2 separate regions of the Homo sapiens genome follow, and region 2 is linked to region 1. A link is a loop called in an ENCODE intact Hi-C map of the cell type or tissue named here. Cell type or tissue: PC-9. All regions are shown on one strand. Each heading gives the region's core, and the rest is flanking DNA. Links, peaks and the distances in the headings are about the cores only.

What was found. Hi-C counts contacts between places; a loop is a spot of excess contacts. Peaks named below come from ENCODE experiments on the same cell type or tissue, not always from the same donor. Only the 100,000 strongest peaks of a DNase experiment are listed, where the experiment ranks them.
Region 2: a loop joins it to region 1, with 4 times the contacts of the local background. A loop is called at or near these places in 6 of 110 quality-filtered maps.

Annotation. Positions count from the first base shown.
Region 1 is chr22:40,646,812-40,656,605 of GRCh38, reverse strand. It overlaps LOC124905122 (a long non-coding RNA gene), which reads right to left and starts at 4,758. Exons shown (of 2, transcript XR_007068108.1): 1 at 4,636-4,758; 2 at 1,835-3,927. RefSeq lists a cis regulatory region at 1,650-2,024 and enhancers at 4,207-4,306, 3,788-4,987. In PC-9, for the core only: no CTCF peak of the experiment used is centred there; DNase peaks (open chromatin) are centred at 3,735, 4,415 and 4,785; H3K4me3 peaks cover 2,320 bases; H3K27ac peaks cover 2,900 bases.
Region 2 is chr22:40,706,954-40,716,747 of GRCh38, reverse strand. No RefSeq gene overlaps it. Among named protein-coding and RNA genes, the nearest start is that of MCHR1, 32 kb to the right of the region's middle. RefSeq lists silencers at 607-773, 4,916-5,035 and enhancers at 1,595-2,469, 2,470-3,345, 4,309-4,825, 4,849-5,143. In PC-9, for the core only: no CTCF peak of the experiment used is centred there; DNase peaks (open chromatin) are centred at 2,047, 2,717 and 5,007; H3K27ac peaks cover 1,980 bases.

The DNA of each region.
Region 1 (9,794 bases), core at 1,010-9,009:
AATATCTCAAAATGGATCACAGACCTAATTGTAAGAACGAAAACTATAAAACTCTTAGAAGAAAGTGCAGCAGTAAACCTTGGGTAAGGCAAAGACTTCTTAGATTGACACCAAAAGCACAAGCAAGAGTAGAAAAAATAATAGATAAATTAGACTTAATAATGATTTTAAAATTTTATGGGTTTTTTCCCCTTTTTTTCTTTTTTTTTTTTCTGAGACAGGGTCTCATTCTTTTGGTCAGACTAGGGTGCAGTGGTGCGATCACAACTCACTGCAGTTTCAACCTGCCGGACTCAAGGCTGCAGTGATCCTTCAGCCTTGACTTCCTGAGTACCTGGGACTACAGGCATGCACCACCACACCCAGCTAATTTTTAAAATTTTGTAGAGATGGAGGTCTTGCTATGTTGCCCAATCTGGCCTCAAGCAATCCTCCCACCTGGGCCTCCCAAAGTGCTGGGATTACAGGCATGAGCTACTGCTTCCTACCAACTTGTGTGCTTTAAAGGACACCATCAAGAGAGTGTAAACAGCTGGGTGCGGTGGCTCACGCCTGTAATCCCAACACTTTAGGAGGATGAGGTGGGAGGATGTATTAGTCCATTCTCATTCTGTTATGAAGAAATACCTGAGACTGGGTAATTTATAAAGGAAAGAGGTTTCATTGACTCACAGCGATCCTCTCATCTCAGCCTTCCAAGTAGCTGGGACTACGGGTGCACATCACCATGAATTGTCCATTTTAAAACGATGTATTTTTATTGTATGTGAATTATATTTCAACAAATGTGGTGTTTTGTCTTTTGGGTGTTTTTTTTTTTTTTGAGACAGGGTCTCACTCTGTTTCCCAGGCCACAGTACAGTGGTATAATCAGCTCACTGCAGCCTTGAACTCTTGGAAGCAAGAGATCCACCCACCCCAGCCTCCAGAGTAGCTAGGACTACAGGTGTACACTACCAAACCTGGCTAATTTTTTTTTTGTAAAAGAAACACAAAGTCTTGCTGTGTTGCCTGGGCTGCACAGCTTGGGCTGGTCTCAAACTCCCGGACTCCAGTGATCCTTCCGCTTCGGCCTCCCAAAGTGCTGGGATTACAGGCATGTGCCACTATGCCCAGCCAACAAATCTGTGTTTTGTTTTTGTGAGATGGGGTCTCACTCTGTCACTCAGGTTGGAGTGCAGTGGCGCAATCTCAGCTCATTCCAACCTCCACCTCCCAGGCTCAAGTGATCCTCCCACTTCAGCCTTCCCAGTGGCTGGAACCACAGGTATGCACCACAAGGCCCGGCTAACTTTTTGTATTTTTTGCTAGAGATAGGGTTTTGTCCAGGTTGGTCTCGAACTCCTGAGCTCAGGCAATTCACCTGCCTCAGCCTCCCAAAGTGCTGGGATTACAGGCATGAGCCACCGTACCCAGCCAGCAAATCTGTTTTTAAAAGGTATGGGGGAGGAGGGCTGTGGACAGAGGAAGCACTTAGAAATGCAGTCTCCACTCCGGTCCCTGGGGCAAATGGCCGACTCTGGACATTAGTTTCCTACTCCTTGTCTCTTTTCACTCTGCTTCCTGGAAGCGACATCCAGTTACACCTTGCTGCTGACCATTTGGCAGGCCACTGGGAACTACGTTGAACATGCTTTGCAGAGAGGTGCTTCCTGGGGACACCCTCTGAACTGCAGTGTGAAGATGGGTTTCAGCAGGTTTTGCTGACATCGGAATCAGTAACTTGGATGAGTGCACTCCTTGGCTCTTCCACTGACTTGCTGTGTCATGCAGTAAGTCCCCTGATCTGCTCGGTGCCAAATGGTAATTGGAGTAAAATGAGCCTGCCTTGGGATACTCTTTGCCGTGGGTTTTATTTTTTTGAGACAACCTTATAGTAACTAACATTTGTACAGCCTTTTACACACGTGCCTTATCTCAGCTGATCCTGTGAGGCAGATATGATCCCTAGTGACAGATGTGGGGACTGCGGAGCAGAGAGTTGGGCAGCTTTCCCAGAACAATCCAGCCGGCACGGTGCAGCCAGGCCCCAAGCCCAGGCCTTCCACTCTTCTGACTCCAAATTCTGTGCTCATTCCTCTCCACAGGGCTCCCTTGTGATGAGACTTTCTTCCTATCCTACTTCCAAAATGCTGATGTTACTGAGCTCTGAGTTACTATATAACTCTTATCTTAAAAAAAGGAAAACAAAACCAAAATGCCAACGTCAAGGAAATCGCCACACTTCAGTTGGTCTCAACCCTTGTATTTTTAGCCCTTAGAGACAGCCCCTCTGTGGCCTACCCTCTTCGGCCTTTTGCCCAGTGGTGGTCAGTCCCTTCCCACTTCAGTTCTGCAGCATCTGGGTCCTGATTTCACGCACAACTGTTTGCAGAAAAAACTGAGGTGGGGTGAAAGGAAAATCCGGTTCTTTTAGAACTCCTGTTTTTGTTGAGCACACGTGACCCTTCAGGGTCAGGCCTCTTCTCTCACCACCACCTCCTGCTTCCCCCCATACCCCGTGTTACCCTTAAACATCTTAGGGTTTCCAGAAAGGGCTGTGTGCTCCTGTAACTTCTGCACATGTCGACCCCTCGGGCCATTTTTTTTTTTTTTTAAGACAGAGTCTCATGCTGTCGTGCAGGCGGGAGTGCAGTGGTACAATCTTGGCTCACTGCAACCTCTGCCTCCTGGGTTCAAGCAATTCTCCTGCCTCAGCCTCCCGAGTAGCTGGGACTACAGGCACGCACCACCATGCCCCAGCTAATTTTTATATTTTTAGGAGAGACGGGGTTTCACCATGTTGTCCAGGCTGGTCTCAAACTCCTGACCTCATGATCCACCCGCCTCGGCCTCCCAAAGTGCTGGGATTACAGGCGTGAGCCACTGCGCCCGGCCCCCCTCGGACCTTTCTTCTCTTGGCCGCCTCCTCAGCTGTTCTTCACAATGCAGCAGAATGACCTTCTGGAAGCTCCCTGCCCTCGGCTCCCTACTCTCTGCTCCCTACCCTGTCCTCCATCAAACAGCTAGTGTGGCCATACTGCAGCAGATGCTGCTGGTGCCTCCCCAGGTCGCTTTACCAGGCTGCTCACCGGTCCTCCAGCTGCTGCAAGTCTTGGGTCTACAGACTCGCAGCTGCCCCCCACCTGTCCCCTTATGTGGAGGGGCCCTTGGCTGACAAGCACCCACCACCTCACCTATCAGCCCCATCCAAAGCCTGAAAGGAGGCAGACAAGGCCATTCTCTTTGCCTCTAAGGGGGCCACTCTGCTTGGAGCCCACTCCTCTAACCCAGGCCAAGGCTAGACCTGAGCCCAGCTCAGCAATTTCTCCTTCAATACCTGCTTTCCTTCCCCCTTCCCCCTTCTCCCCTGCCCTCCCCCTCTTTTCTTTTTTTGAGGGGGAGTTTTGCTCTTGTCACCCAGGCTGGAGTGCAGTGGCCAATCTCAGCTCATTGCAACCTCTGCCTCCCGGGTTCAAGTGCTTCTCCTCCCTCAGCCTCCCGAGTAGCTGGGATTACAGGCACCTACTGCCACGCCTGGCTAATTTTTGCATTTTTAGAAGAGGCAGGGTTTCACCATGTTGACCAAGCTGATCTCGAACACCTGACCTCAGGTGATCCGCCCACCTTGGTCTCCCAAAGTGCTGGGATTACAGGCGTGAGCCACCGCACCCAGCCCTTACAGGCATCTTCCTTCAACAAACCTCAATAACCAGACCCCTGCTTCGGGCTAAGGCGCTAGCACATTCCATGGTGATTAACCATTTTTCTTATTGTCTCCAGACTAGACTCTGAGCACCCGGAAGGCAGGAAGGTTGCCCACACCTCCCAGGTGGGGGCCTGGCACAGAGCAGGTTCTCCGCGTTGAACTCTCAAGCTTCCGGGTGGTTCTGCACAGCTCCCCTTGCCTTTCTTTCTCTACCACCATTTCTTCTCCTCTCCTCTCCCCTAGAAGGGCAGAGATCCGTTTGTCAAGGCTAAGTTTGGGGTGCGGTGGGAAGGGCAGGAGGTAGAGCTGGCCAACCTTCCAATCCCCGGCCCTCCTGCCCGACCCCACCAACCCCGTCCTGCCTCATGGAACTTAGGTTTGAAACACAGGGACGAACCGGAGGATGGCCTGCCAGCCGCAGGGCAGGCCACAGCGGAGCCCTGGGGCGCTCCCCGGTGCTGGGGTGTGGGGAGGTGGCAGCTGTGTGCCCCATCCCGGGAACAGGCTGCACGGGCCCGCGTGCAGAGAGCCCACCCCGGGACCAGGCTGCACGGGCCCGCAGACAGCATCACAGCCTGGGCTGGCAGCCTTTTCCAAGGGCTGCTCTTGACTTCCGCCTCCCTCTCCCGTCACTTCATCAACACTCTAGGAACCATGGTGAGCCCACGCTTCTTCATTCATTCCCGCCCACTCACAGCACAAGCCCACGTCACAGGAGGCATGACTCGCCTCAGAGGCTGATTAGCTTTCCAGGCAGCATCCAGCTCACGCAGGCGCTGAGTCAGTGCCGCCGAAGCCTGGCCAGGAGGGAGGTGACTCAAGCCCGAAACTGTGGGTCTCCTCCCCTCCAGCCCTGCCAAGCAGCCAGCGGCCGGGAGAAGCCACCAGGGGCCAGGCCCTGGGCTAATGCTCTGGGTGCTAAGCCCTCCTAAGTCCCCACACCCCACCTGTAAGGCACGTATGTGGTGCCAGCTGCCCCGCAGTCTCTCTCCCCATTTCCCGGGTGAAGACCCAACAACCCCCGGGCTTCCAGCCGGGCTCCACAGCATGGGGCGGAGGCAGTAGTAACTGACCCGGATGTGGCCATGTTGATTGGCTCAGGGCTGGGCATGTGATCTGTTGGAGCCAATGAGAGGCATTGAGACTCAGGCTAAAATATCTGGGACAAAGCCTCTCATCGTTTTTTTCACTGGACTCAAAACTCCAGGGGTGCTAGAGCTGGAGCTGGAGCTGCTGGCTCCAGCTTGCCAGCATGTGAAACCTGCCACTGACACCAACCCTGCGGAAAAGAAAGAGAAATGGCAGGAAACTGAGTCCTGGTTATATTCTGGAGTCCTGAATCCAGCCATACCTGAAACTGTTATACTACAGGGACTTTTGGAATTTCCTGGCTTAATGCAGTCCTTTTGCTTAAGTTAGTCTGTTTCCTGTCACTTGCAGTTGTAAGAATTCTAATCAGTACCAGCATTTGCTACCACATTTAACTAATCCTAAAACATGATTTTTTTTCATTTTAATGGAATCATCATTGCTTGCAAATTTGATAAATTAAACATAGCTGTTCATATTGTCTTAACTTCAGCTGAGTTAGGTGCAGTGTTGGTGCTGCGTGTACTGAATTGAGGGCTATTTAAAATGTCTTCAAAAAATTATATAGTGACTCAGCATTTGGATAAAAAGTGATTATGTAGAGAGAAAGGCAAGGACACTGAGCTATAGGGAATGAGCTTAATATTAGTGAAACAACTTTTCTCTTTGGAGAAACAACTGCTCTTTCCTGACAAGGCAACATGCAAGTGCTTTGTAAAACCGAATACAGGAAGATACCCACAAGTAGAATTTGTGTTACATTTTGCTCCTGAGATATGGATAAAAAGATTGACTATGTATCATACACCAAGCAATGCAACTGAAGGCAGGAGAAATTGTGGAATCTCACAAAACAGGTGAGAGGAATACAAAGTAACAAGTTACTGTGACTAATTTGTGACTTTGTGCAGAGCTACCGTTAAGACACTGCACTGTTGGCCGGGCGCGGTGGCTCACGCTTGTAATCCCAGCACTTTGGGAGGCCGAGGCGGGCGGATCACGAGGTCAGGAGATCGAGACCATCCTGGCTAACACGGTGAAACCCCGTCTCTACTAAAAATACAAAAAATTGGCCGGGCGTGGTGGCGGGCGCCTGTAGTCCCAGCTACTTGGGAGGCTGGGGCGGAAGAGTGGTGTGAACCCGGGAAGCGGAGCTTGCAGTGAGCCGAGATTGCAACACTGCACTCCAGCCTGGGTGACAGCCCTTGCTGGACCCACAGAGAGCTGACCAGCCACAACTAAGCAGGGCATTGTAGCTAAGAGGCTGGACTATGGCACTGGATGGTCTGTGTTCCAATCACAGCTCTACCATTTACTGCCTGTTTGAGCTCAGCTAAATTACTTAACCTTAATCTATAACCATCAGAATGCATTATCACTCGCATTTTGCAAAAGTGCCCTTAAAGTCACCTGCACTGGGCGCAGTGGCTCACTCCTGTAATCCCAGCACTTTGGGAGGCTGAGGTGGGTGGATCACCTGAGGTCAGGAGTTCGAGACCAGCCTGGCCAACATGGTGAAATGCCGTCTGTAAAAATACAAAAATTAGCAAGGCATGGTGGCACACACCTGTAATCCCAGCTACTCAGGAGGCTGAAGCATGAGACTTGCTTGAACCCTGGAAGCAGAGGTTCCAGCGATCAGAGATGGCACCACTGCACTCCAGCCTGGGCAACAGAGTGAGAAGTGAGACTCTGCCTCAAAAAAAAAAAAAAAAAAAAAATCCCTTGCTCAAAGTCACAAGCTGACTTTGAACATTATGGACCTAATCATTACATCTCATCCATACTGGGTTCCTACTGGTCAAGAGGAGTGGAGAACTGGGGACATCTGTACATCCCTGCTCTGCTCCTAAGCACTCTGGCCTAGACTGGCTGAGCGGAGGTAGAATCAAGTGGTTACAATGGCCTGGCCTTCAATGATATTTGCTGTCACACTGTTTCAGTTCACTAGCTTGGGCCTAAAGAGAGATCCCCTGCTCCCCATAAATCTTTATGTCTACTGTTTGAGTAGTGCCAGTAGGTCATGCCTTGGGTTGTAGTTTTTCCTTCTCTAGGTATTTTATTTATTTATTTATTTATTTATTATTAAATAATTGGGGGGGAGGGGGGCTCAACTCCTCCCCAAAGTGGGTTTATCAAGGATTTTTTTTTTTTTTTTTTGAGACATGGTCTCACTCTGTCATCCAGGCTGGAGTGCAATGGAGCAGTCTCAGCTCACTGCAGCCTCTGCTTCCCAGGCTCAGGTGATCCTCTCACCTCAGCTACCCAAGTACCTAGGACCACAGGTGCGTGCCACCGTGCTCGGCTAATTTTTAAATTTTTTGTAGAGATCGTGTCTTGCTATGTTTCCCAGGCTGGTCTCAAACTCCTGGGTTCAAGAGATCCTCCCGCCTTGGGCTCCCAAAGTGCTAGGATTACAGGTATGAGCCACTGCACTGGGCCAAAGAATTTTTTTTTTTCTGAATAAATAAACAATGCTTCCTCTGAAGGGAGTTCCAGTGAACACAATTTTCTCCATCTCATTACAATGAGGTTTAGGCCACAGCTATAAGTTCTCTGTTGTCATTCTCTGTATTCACCCCAACACTCCGTAAAGTGTGGGACACACCACGGTGTGGGAAAATAGAGACCCAAGATGAGAAAGGAAAGCAAGTACCTCTGGCCTGGTGTTGTGGGAAGGAAGAAGCACACCTTGAGGGGACAGGCCAGGGGTCCAGGTACTGACCCACACCAAAGCACAGCGTGGTCCCAAGCAGCTGGGAGTGAGGGGACGCACGTAGACAGTGAAGACCCAGGATAGACGGGAAAGGAACTTCTACTTTTCTTTCCTTTTTTTTTTTTTTTTTTTTTTGAGACAGAGTCTTGCTCTGTCGCCCAGGCTAGAGTGCAATGGCGCGATCTCGGCTCATTGCAGCCTTCACCTCCCAGGGTTCAAGCGATTCTCCTGCCTCAGCCTCCAGAGTAGCTAGGATTACAGGCACACGCCACCATGCCTGGCTAATTTTTGTATTTTTAGTAGAGACGAAGTTTCACCATGTTGGCCAGGCTGGTCTCGAACTCCTCACCTCATGATCTGCCCACCTCAGCCACCCAGAGTACTGGGATTACAGACATAAGCCACCGCGCCCAGCTAGAACTTCCACTTTTTCACTGCATGTCAGTGACCGCTGAGCCCCGCAGCGGTGCAAGGGCAGGTGTTGACTTGCGATCTGTATGGTTACTCCTAATTTACAGGTGACGAGATTGAAACTCAGGGACACAGTCTATTTCCTAAGGTCACATGGCTCGGGGCAGAGCCAGGCTTTGAAACCACACCTGCTTTTCCACTGAGTTGCTCTGCCCCTCTTCTCTGTGAGTTTCTTGTAAGGTATTTGTTGTATGACTGCTATCATGAGGCACATTTTATTCACCTGTCGGGAGCTGGTACCATTAGTGTAATATAATCATTCAGTTTGACTCTCATCAGTGTTTTTGCTGCAGCTGCTGCTGCTTTTTCCACACTCTAGTTTTCCAAAACTCAGGTGCAGTGGGGTATTGAGTCTCCTTGTCCATCCAGGCAAGAAAAAAATAATCACTTCAGAATGAGTAGGTAGGAAGGCAGCACAAACAGACATGTAAAAAAATGACTTCACAGCCGGGCACGGTGGCTCACACCTGTAATCCCAGCACTTTGGAAGGCCAAGGCAGGTGGATCAACATGGTGAAACCCCGTCTCTACTAAAAATCCAAAAATTAGCCGAGCATGGTGGTGCATGCCTGTAATCCCAGCTACTCGGGAGGCTGAGGCAGGAGAATCGCTTGAACTGGGGAGGCAGAGGTTGTGGTGAGCCAAGATCGCACCACTGCACTCCAGCCTTGGTGACTCCATCTCCAAAAAAAAAAGAATGACTTCAGAATGCTGTTCTAATCAGGTAGCATTTTGGTAAGGAGAGAAATCAGTATAACTTGTTCCACCAACTCAAAGTGCAGAGTTCCACATAATTGCTGGAGTCTTTATCACCTCCCCACCCAACTTTGTGATTTGCCCCATATGCTAAGGACTTCAGGCGCTGCTCCATCCAGGGGTTTGAATCATATCATGGGGACTCTGCCCCTGTCTCTTCTATACCCTTCATTGCTCCTTGTTGTTATTTGGTTTCATTTTCAGATGAGATCCGGTGTGTTCAGGGTGATATGGCTGTAGACATGGCCTTCTTTTCTTTCTTTCTTTTTTTTTTTTTGAGAGGGAGTTTCACTCTTGGCACGATCTCGGCCCACTGCAACCTCTGCCTCCCGGGTTCAAGCAATTCTCCAGCCTCAGCCTCCCAAGTAGCTGGGATTACAGGTGCCTGCCACCATGCCTGGCTAATTTTTGTATTTTTAGTAGAGACGGGGTTTCACCATGTTGGCCAGTCTGGTCTGGAACTCCTGACCTCAGGTTATCCGCCGGCCTCGGCCTCTCAAAGTGCTGGGATTACAGGTGTGAGCCACCGCGCCTGGCCTGGGCCTTATTTTCAAATCTCTTCTTGCCTTCTGACAGCTAGATGGCCACCGGCAGCTCCAAGCCTACATTTGTTTTTTTTTGTTTTTTTTTTTTTTTGAGACTAAGTTTCGCTCTATTGCCCAGGCTGGAGTGCAAGTGGTGTGATCTCGGCTCACTGCAACCTCCGCCTCCGGGGTTCAAGTGATTCTCATGCCTCAGCCTCCAGAGTAGCTAGGATTACAGGCGCCCGCCACCACACCCATCTAATTTTTGTATTTGTAGTAGAGACAGGGTTTCACCATGTTGGCCAGGCTGGGATTACAGGCTTGAGCCACCGCGCCTGGCCTAATTTTGATTTTTTGAAATATTGTATTATTTTTCTTAATTGCTAAGTTTTTGGCATCCACTTAAATTTTGTGTCTGATTCTCCTCACCCTAGGCTATAACATCATGGCAAGCTTTTATTTAAGAAAAAAAAAATCTTTGCAAGTTTTTTTGTTGTTGTTGTTGTTATTTTTTTTGAGACAGAGTCGAGCTCTGTCGCCCAGGCTGGAG
Region 2 (9,794 bases), core at 810-8,809, 60 kb before region 1:
TCCTGAAATTTTGTTTCCTTTTCTTTTTTTTTTTAGATGGAGTTTTGCTTTTGTTGCCCAGGCTGGAGTACAATGGTGCAACCTCGGCTCACCGCAACCTCCACCTTGCAGATTCAAGTGGTTCTCCTGCCTCAGCCTCCTGAGTAGCTGGGATTACAGGCATGCGCCACCATGTCTGGCTAATTTTGTATTTATAGTAGAGATGGGGTTTCTCCATGTTGGTCAGGCTGGTGTCGAACTCCCGACCTCAGGTGATCCGCCTGCCTTGGACTCCCAAAGTGCTGGGATTACAGGCGTGAGCCATCGCGCCCAGCTCCTACCAGTGTTTTCTGTCGCAGACCTGTGTCTTTCCTTCAGGGCTCTTACCACCAGCTGTACATATTGCTCATTTGTCTGTCCGCCAGTTTAATGACTGTCTTCCCATAAAATGTGAGATCTGGGAGGGAGAGAACCATCCTGCCTCTCTTGCCCTTGTATCTGCAGTCCTTAGCACTGTGCCTCGTACATAGTAAGTTAATACTCAGTAAATATCTGCTGAATTAATGCTGACTTTCTATAGATCAGGCATAGTAATTTCATCTCCTTATCTTTATTGGCTTGTCAAAATTAATTATATATTTTTAAAAAGCTCTCCATACTTTGGGAGGCCTAGACGGGCGGATCACTTGAGGCCAGGAGTTGAAGACCAGCCTGGCCAACATTGTGAGACCCCCGTCTCTACTAAAAATACAAAAATTAGCCGGGTGTGGTGGCCGGCGCCTGTAGTCCCAGCTACTGGAGAGCTGAGTCACAAGAATTGCCTGAACCCAGGAAGCAGAGGTTACAGTGAGCCGAGATCCTGCCACTGCACTCCAGCCTAGGCGAAAGAGTGAAACTCTGTATCCAAAAAAAAAAAAAAAAAAAGCTCCTTAGAAGGGAAAAAAATGAAAAGTAACATATTTTCCCCCTTTAATGCCCCTCAACTGCAAAGGTAAGCACTGACAACAGCTTATTTTGTCTCCTCACAAACTTGTTTTAGCCCTTTTTAAAAAACACACACACACAAATGCAATAAGTATAATTCCATTCTGCAACTTGACTTTTTTTATGTGGTAAAGAACATACAACATAAAAGTTACCATCTTAATTTTTTTTTTTTTTTTGATACAGAGTCCCGCTCTGTCCCAGGCTAGAGTGCAGTAGTGCGATCTCGGCTCACTGCAACCTCCACCTCCACCTCCCGGGTTCAAACGATTCTCCTGCCTCAGCCTCCCAAGTAGCTGGGACTACAGGTGCCCGCCATCACACCCAGCCAATTTTTGTATTTTTAGTAGAGAAGGGGTTTCACCATGTTGGCCAGGATGGTCTTGATCTCCTGACCTCGTGATCCTCCCGCCTCAGCCTCCCAAAGTGCTGGGATTACAGGCGTGAGCCACTGCATCTGGCCTTAATCATTTTTAAGTTTAGAATTCAGTAGTTATAGTCACATTGTTGTACAACCAATTTCCAGAATTTTTTCATCTTGCAAAGCTGAAACTCTATACCCATTAAACAACCCCATTCCTCCCTGCCCCGAGCCCCTGGCAACCACCCTTCCCCTTTCTGTTTCTATGAGTTTGAACAACTTGCTTTTTTTAACTTAACAGTACATCTTTCCATATGGGTACATAAGCTCTAGCTCATTATTCCTTCAGCTGTCTGGTGGCTTAGCTGATATTTAACCCATCTCCCATCAGTGATGTGAAGGTCGTTTCCAGCTTTTTGCTGTTATTATACAAAAATGCTGTCATGCCGGGGTTAAGCCCCAGAACCGTGAGATCAAAGGGTATGCACTTGTATTGGGCCAAATTGCTGCTCAAAGAAGTTGTACCAGTCAACGCTCCCACCCACAGAGGAGGAGGGGCTCTTCATTCTGCACGGCGATCAGGTTCTTCCAAGTGTAAACCAACAAGTAAATATTGTGTCATCCCAGGGACAAGCAGGACCAAGCCTTGAAAGGAGAGGTCAGACTCCCCTCTGTGTTGATTTCCCCAGGAGAAGCTCGGGAAATGAGCCGGCCGAAGACGAGGGAATCAGTGCAGTGAGATGTACAGAAGGAAGTCTAATTCAAAAGCCACATAATGAGTGGACTTGGAAGAAGCTCGTTGCTGTGGCAACCTGATCCCCCTGCTGCCAAGAACGGGTTTTCTTCTTTCTTCTGCACCTGGCAGGAGCTCCTTTTCCTCCACATTACTTGAGAAAGAAAGACAGACTTTGGCATTCTTTTACTGAGGTCAGTGCACTGTTTCTGTCAGTGGCCAGCCATCACTGAGAGAGCACGTACCCCCGACAGGTGCGGACCTGGCCGAGCCCTGTCCCGTGGTGGGTGGACAGAATGCACCCAGTGTCTGGACTATAACACTGATGTCATGGGCCATACCAACTTGGGCTGCCTTTTCTGATACTCCCCAGAGGTGCCGGGCAGGCTAAGCCCCCATGGAGACTGCTCTGTTTCCTTTACAAGAAAAGCTTTTCTAGATTTTTGTTTAAGAATGCCAAAGTTCTGGCCAGGTGCGGTGGCTCATGCCTGTCATTCCAGAATTTCAAGAGGCAGAGGTGGGAGGATCGCTTGAGGCCAGGAGTTCAAGACCAGCCTGAGCAACATAATAAGGCCATGTCTGTACAAAAAAAAAAAAAAAAAAAAAAAAACACCAAAGTTCAAGGGCCCAGTGAGCTTGCTTGAGCAAGACTCTTAAACCTGCTCAGGTTTTAAGTTACTTCGCCTGGCTTCTTCCAGGGCATTTAACCTTGAAAATGCTGATTGAGGTGGGGCTTGGTGGCTCACGCCTGTAATCCCAGCACTTTGGGAGGCCGAGGCGGGCGGATCACCTGAGGTCAGGAGTTTGAGACCAGCCTGGCCAGCATGGTAAAACCCTGTCTCTACTAAAAATACAGAAATTAGCTGGGCTTTGGCAGGTGCCTGTAATCCCAGCTACTTAAGAGGCTGAGGCAGGAGAATCACTTGAACCTGGGAGGCAGAGGTTGCAGTGAGCCGAGATCGCGCCATTGACTCCAGTCTGCGCGACAAGAGCAAGACTCCATCTCAAAAAAAAAGAAAAAGAAAAAGAAAATGCCGATCGGAATAGAGCTGCAGGAGGGATGACAGATGGGTAGGTAGAGTTAAATTCAGTTCTTTTCACCTGTTCTCTGTATCGGGCTCTGTGGTAGGCACACAATTTACATTCCCCTTCATGTAATGCTTTTCACGGCTTAGTAAGGTGGAAATTGTTATCCCATTTTTATAAGAATGAAATCTAAGGCTCCACAAGCTTAAGTGTTTTGCCTAAGATCTCAGTGCAGGAATATGAACCCAGGTCCACCTCATCTCAAGGTGGTGTCCCTTCACCACTACCTTCCACAGTGAGGTTGTTCGGTCAAGCAAACCAGGCAGGAGAGGGATCGTCTCTTCTCTTGAGATGATGGCGGCCAATCATTAAATCTCCCCCTAAGCAAGGAAGTCTTTAGGGACTTGACCTCCAGCCTCACCTGAAGGTTCCCTTGTCCTCAGAAGTCCCATCTCTCTCCTTCAATCAGGTAGTGGGATATAGCAGGGAAAGCATAGTGCGGAGCCAGATAGACCCAGGTTCAAATCCATGCGCCCTGTGGACTCCCTGATTTCGTCCTTGCTATAGAATTGAGGGAAAACAGCGACTCTGTTGTTTTGTGTTTTGTTCTTGTAAAGACAGGGTCTCACTATGTTGCCGAGGCTAGTCTTGAACTCCTGGGCTCAAGAGATCCTCCCACCTCAGCCTCCCAAAGAGCTGGGATTACAGGCATGAGCCACCATGCCCAGCCCTAGTTTTGTTTGAAGAATGCTGAGGACTGCCAGGGGTGGTGGCTCACGCCTATAATCCCAGCACTTTGGGAGACTGAGGTGGGTGGAACTCCTTGAGCCCAGGAGTTCGAGGACAGCCTGGGCAACATGGCAAGACCACATCTCTACAAAAAAATAAACAAAATTAGCCAGACATGGTGGCACATGCCTGTGGTCCTGGCTACTCAGGAGGCCGAGGTGGGAGGATCACTTGAGCCGGGGAGGTAGTAAGCCATGATGACGAACTGTACTCCAATCCAGCCTGGGCAACAGAGCAAGACCCTGTCTCAAAAAAAAAAAAAAAAAGAAAAAGAAAAAAAGAGAGAATGCCAAACGCCGAGGGCCGTGGGGAGGACTAAGTGAACCGAGGAGAAGGATCCTTGACTTTTGTATTAAACTCAACCAGCCCAGGCCAGGCGCAGTGGCTCATACCTGTAATTCTCACACTTTGGGAGGCCGGGGTGTAAGGATCACTTGAGGTCAGGAGTTCGAGACCAGCCTGGCTAATGTGATGAAATCCCATCTCTACTAAAAGTACAAAAAAATTACCCGAGTATGGCGGCCAACTCCTGTAACTGTAGCTACTCGGGAGGCTGAGGCAAGAGAATCACTTGAACCTGGGAGGCAGAGATTGCAGTGAGCAGAGATCGTGCCACTGCACTCCAGCCTGGGTGATAGAGCAAGACTTTGTCTCAAAAAAAAAAAAAAAAACCTCAAACAGCCCGTCTCTACCCAGCAGCTTAGGAGACTTTTCTCCTTCTGAGCTCTCTTTTCTGGGTTCTCCCACAAAAAGCTTCCTTCTGTCGCCCCCAGGGTATATAAAGATATTTACTTGTACCCTTGAATTTGATTTCTCTACATCCCATCCTAGAGGCAACTGTGCCTGTAGCCATCCCTGGGGGAATCTTGCCCCACGCACACATTTACTCTGCACCTTCCGGACCCCATACCCCTTTTCTATGTGCCTGTTGCCTCCGGCCAGGCCTCGGAAATCTTGCCCTGTTCTCCCCAGGCTTCGTAGCATGGCCTGACTGACAGTGGCATGTGTAGCAGGATCGCAGATTAATATACAAGGAAAGGCGCACGGAGAGACGATGTTTCTCTCTTTCCTGCAGCTGATCTGCTGAGCCATGAGCCCCTCCGGGGAAGTGGAAAGAAACTGTCATCACTGCACTGCAGCTTATCTCGGTTTAGATAGCCTCTCGATGACTCATGTCTCTGTAAATACTTGGTTTTTTTGTTCTGTTTTGTTTGAGATGGAGTCTCGCTCTGTCACCCAGGCTACAGTGCAGTAGTACGATCATAGCTCACTGTGACCTCAGTATCCTGGGTTCAAGTGATCCTCCTGCCTCAGCCTCCCAAGTAGCTGGGACCACAGCCACACGCCACACGCCACCACATTCAGCTAATTTTTTTTTCACATTCAGCTAATTAAAAAAAATTTTTTTTGGAGGCTGGGTGTGGTGGCTCATGCCTGTAATCCCAGCACTTTGGGAGGCCGAGGTGGGTGGATCACCTGAGGTCAGCAGTTCAAGACTAGCCTGGCTAATCTGGTGAAACCCCATCTCTACTAAAAATAAAAAATTAGCCGGGCGTGGTGGCGCATGCCTGTAATCCTAGCTACCCAGGAGGCTGAGGCAGGAGAATTGCTTGAACCCAGAAGGCGAAGGTTACAGTGAGCCAAGATTGCCCCATTACACTCCAGCCTGGGCAATAAGAGCAAAACTCTGTCTAAAAAAAAAAAAAAAAATTTGTTTGTAGGGGTTGGCTCTCACTATGTTGTCCAGGCTGGTCTTGAACTCCTGAGCTCAAGCGATCCTTCTGCCTCAGCCTCCTAAAGTGCTGGCATTACAGGCGTGAGCCACTGTGCCCAGCCCCCATGTGGGCCTTTTGGAGTGCCCTGCTGACACTCCCTGCCCGGTGAGTCCTCATGGCTGAGTTCCTGTTGTGAGGTCTGCACATATACTGGTCTCTTTTTCCTGCCCTGACACTCTGGGAATCTCAAGGCCCTTCAGCTCTTGCAAGTCCCCTGGTCAGATCCTGGAGGGATTTCAGGATGCCCTGTGGCCGTGGGGAGCCAAGTGTGGGGCCCAGGCTCACCTGTGCAGTCATTTCCCAGCTCATTGTTACTTCCTGTCCTCTTGATTGCTGGACACAGTGTCCAGACCACTATGGGATACTTCCTAGGGCTCCAAATAAAACAGAGGAGGCTGGGCGCGATGGCTCACGCCTGTAATTCTGGCACTTTGGGCAGCCGAGGCAGACAGATCACAAAGTCAGGAGATGGAGACCATCCTGGACAACATGGTGAAACCCCGTCTCTACTAAAAATACAAAAAATTACTGGGTGTGGTGGCGGGTGCCTGTAATCCCAGCTACTTGGGAGGTTGAGGCAGGAGAATTGATTGAACCAAGGAGTCGGAGGTTGCAGTGAGCCAAGATCATGCCACTGCACTCCAGCCTGGTGACAGAGCAAGACTCCATCTCCAAAAAAAAAAAAAAAAAAAAAAAAAGACAGAGGGCTGAGGATCCTGTGCCTTTAGCTGTCCCTCAACCCTTCCAACACGCACCTCCCTCAACCCCTGCCTCTGGCCTGGAGGAGGAGCTTAAGAAGCAGTAGTAGGACGGCCTGTGTCCCTTGCCTCTGCTTCCTTTTGCAGCCATCCTGGGGCCACAGCCACTGCATCACATCTGGATTCCTTCCACCCCAGGCACACACAGCAAAACTCAGTGATCTAGTCCAACAGGCCTAGCTCTTGATATGTTAACACGTGCCTAAATTGTTTAGAAAATCCTTTTCTCTCTTGGCAAAGACTGGCTTTCAAAGCTATTACTTTGCCTTACACAGAGGAATATTTTTTTGGATGTCCACAGCTGCGTATTGGCTTTCTATTTCTCTTTGCAATCCTAATCGTCTCTGAGGCAAACAGATGCCTCTGGCAGAAGGGGAAGGAGGTCACACAAAAGGGAGTGCAAAAGAGGAAAGCACGATAATATCATGCACTAGCTCATTCTCCCCAGGCCCTGTGCTTATGACTTGGCAGTGTTTAAGGTTCCTACCAGCCCTGACATCCTGTGAATCTGTGAATCCTATCCTTTCAAGCCTATCAACATAAGAACCCTTTTTTCATTAGCAGTGTGCTTTTTGTTTGTTTGCTTGCTTGTTTTTGTTTGTTTGTTTTGGTCTGGTTGGTTTTTTTGTTTTTTGGGTTTTTTTTTTTTTTTTGAGACGGAGTCTCACTCTGTCACCCAGGCTGGAGTGCAGGGGCGTGATCATGGCTCACTGCAGCCTTGACCTCCCAGGCTCAGGCGATCCTCCCACCTAAACCTCCCGAGTAGCTGGGACCACAGGCACCTGCCACCAGGCCCGGCTAATTTTTGTATTTTTAGTAGACACAGGGTTTCACCATGTTGGCCAGGCTGGTCTCAAACTCCTGGGCTCAAGCAATCCATTGGCCTCGGCTTCCCAGAGTGCTGGGATTACAAGCATGAGCCACCGTGCCCTGCTGTCTTTCAATTTTTATTAAAGGAGAAGGAGATTTGAGACACAGAGACATAGAAAGCGAGCCAGGTGAAGACTGAGGCAGAGACTGGAGTGGTGCCTGTGTGGGCCTCAGAGCCTCCAGAAGGGACCAACTTACCTGAGAACTTGATTTTGGATTTCTGGCCTCCAGAACTATGAGATAATACATTATTTCACAGTTTCTAACCTGCCAAGTTTGTGGTATTTTGTTATGGCAGCCTAGGAAACTAATACAGGGCACATTGGATTTAGAAATAAAGAGGTCATTGGTTGACTTTGGTGGGTTCTAAACCAGTAGGAGCAACTTTTCCAGGAAGCTTGACTATCAAGAGGAGGAGCGCTATGGCAGTAACTAAAGGAATGTTGCTTTAAGAAAAGATGTATATTGGTTCCAGCAGAGCTATTAAACAAACAAACAAACAAAAAACCCAAACAAACAAACAAAAACCCCCACCAAACTACAAATAAATAAATATTAAAAAAAAAAAAAAAGCTGAGGCGGGAGAATCTCTGGAATCCTGGAGGCGGCAGTTACAGTGAGCCAAGATTGTGCCACTGTACTCCAGCCTGGGCGACAGAGCAAGACTCCATCTCAAAAAAAAAAAAAAAAAAAAAAATCCAAGGACATCAGCTATAGGATTTAGGATGGACCTATATGACCTCAACGCAAGACCTTTAACTTAATTATATCTACAAAGACTCAATTTCCAAATAAGGTCACGGTCACAGGTGTCAGGGTCAAGACTTGGACGTATCTTTTGGGAGGACACTATTCATCCACCACAGATCCTTGCCAGGCCTCATCCTGACCTTTTTGCAGCATTTGACCCGCTGGGTCACTTGCTCGTGGAAACCATGTTTTCCATCAGCTTCCAGGATGCCACCGCTCCCCTGGCTTCCCTCCTGCCTCTCTGGATGATCCAACACAAGCTCCTCTGCTGATTCCTCTTCCCCAGCCAGCCCTGAACAGTGAAGGTTTCTAAGATTCTATCCTTAGCTTTCTTCCTCTTCTTTCTTTTCTCCTCCTCCTCACCCTTCTTCCTCCTCTTCCTCTTCCTCTTCTTCCTATTCTTCTTCTTCTTCTTTCATCTTCTTTCATCTTCTTTCTTCTTCTTCTCTTGGTTGGGCCATTGCATTCATTCCCATGGGCTTCAAGAAAGACACAAGGGAGTTATCCTGGATATGAGAGTCCATATTATTGGCCGGGCGTGGTGGCTCACGCCTGTAATCCCAGCACTTTGGGAGGCCGAGGCAGGCAGATAACAAGGTCAGGAGCTCGAGACCATCCTGACTAACACGGTGAAACCCCGTCTCTACTAAAAATACAAAAAATTAGCCGGGCGTGGTGATGGGTGCCTGTAGTCCCAGCTACTTAGGAGGCTGAGGCAGGAGAATGGTGTGAACCCGGGATGCAGAGCTTGCAGTGAGCCAAGATCGCGCCACTGCACTCCAGCCTGGGTGACAGAGCAAGACTCTGTCTCAAAAAATGAGAAAAGTCCATGTTATTGCAGATTTTAGGGCTAGAATGGGTCTTTGACAATGTAACCTGATGGCAATGGGTAAAGTGAAACTGCCTATGCAAAGATAATTCCAATGAGAGAAATCTAACATGGGTGACTCCATCTAGCCTCCAGCCTCACAGGTTGGCTCTCTTTGCTCATTTCTGGGCATAGGCCAAGCTAACCATGAGAGGAATTCAGTTTATAGTTTAACTTTGAAGCAAGGATGATAACAGTCCCTTTTAATTTGAGAGCTGAAACCACCTTTGTAAGACTAGTGAAAAGCCAAAAGATTAGGATTATGAGGGGAAGCTGAATTCTGTCAAAATGCAGGTGTAGTTTCTGTAATCCCTTACTGCTCAGGAGTCATGAGGCCAGAGGCCATAAGATTTGTGACTTCCCCAGTTGCTCCTATAGATAACATCACTCTTGTAGAACCTAAGATTGGCCTTTTGAGATGTTTTTCAGACTCGTGACCCATGACCATGACTGTGGCCCTACCAAGAGGTGGACTCAGTGCACAAGGACCATTTTCCACGCCCCTACAATTGCATCCCTAACCAGTCAGCAGCACCCATTCCCTAGTCCCTGCCAGCCAAACTATCCTTGAAAAATCTGAACCACTGATCCTTCAGGGAGACTGATTTGAGTGATAACCCCAGTTCTCCTGTATAACCAGCCTTGTGTTAATTAAACTCTTGCTTTACTGCAATACCACAGTTCAAAAAAATTAATTTGGTCTGTGCAGCAGACGGGAAGCACCCATTGGGCAATTACAAAAGGTCAGAAAAGTGACAAAAGGAATACAATATTTTAAGTCCAGGCACAGTTGCTCAGGCCTGTAATCCCAGCACTTTGGGAGGCTGAGGCAGGATCACCTGATGTTAGGAGTTTGAGACCAGCCTGGCCAACATGGTGAAATCTGTCTCTACTAAAAATA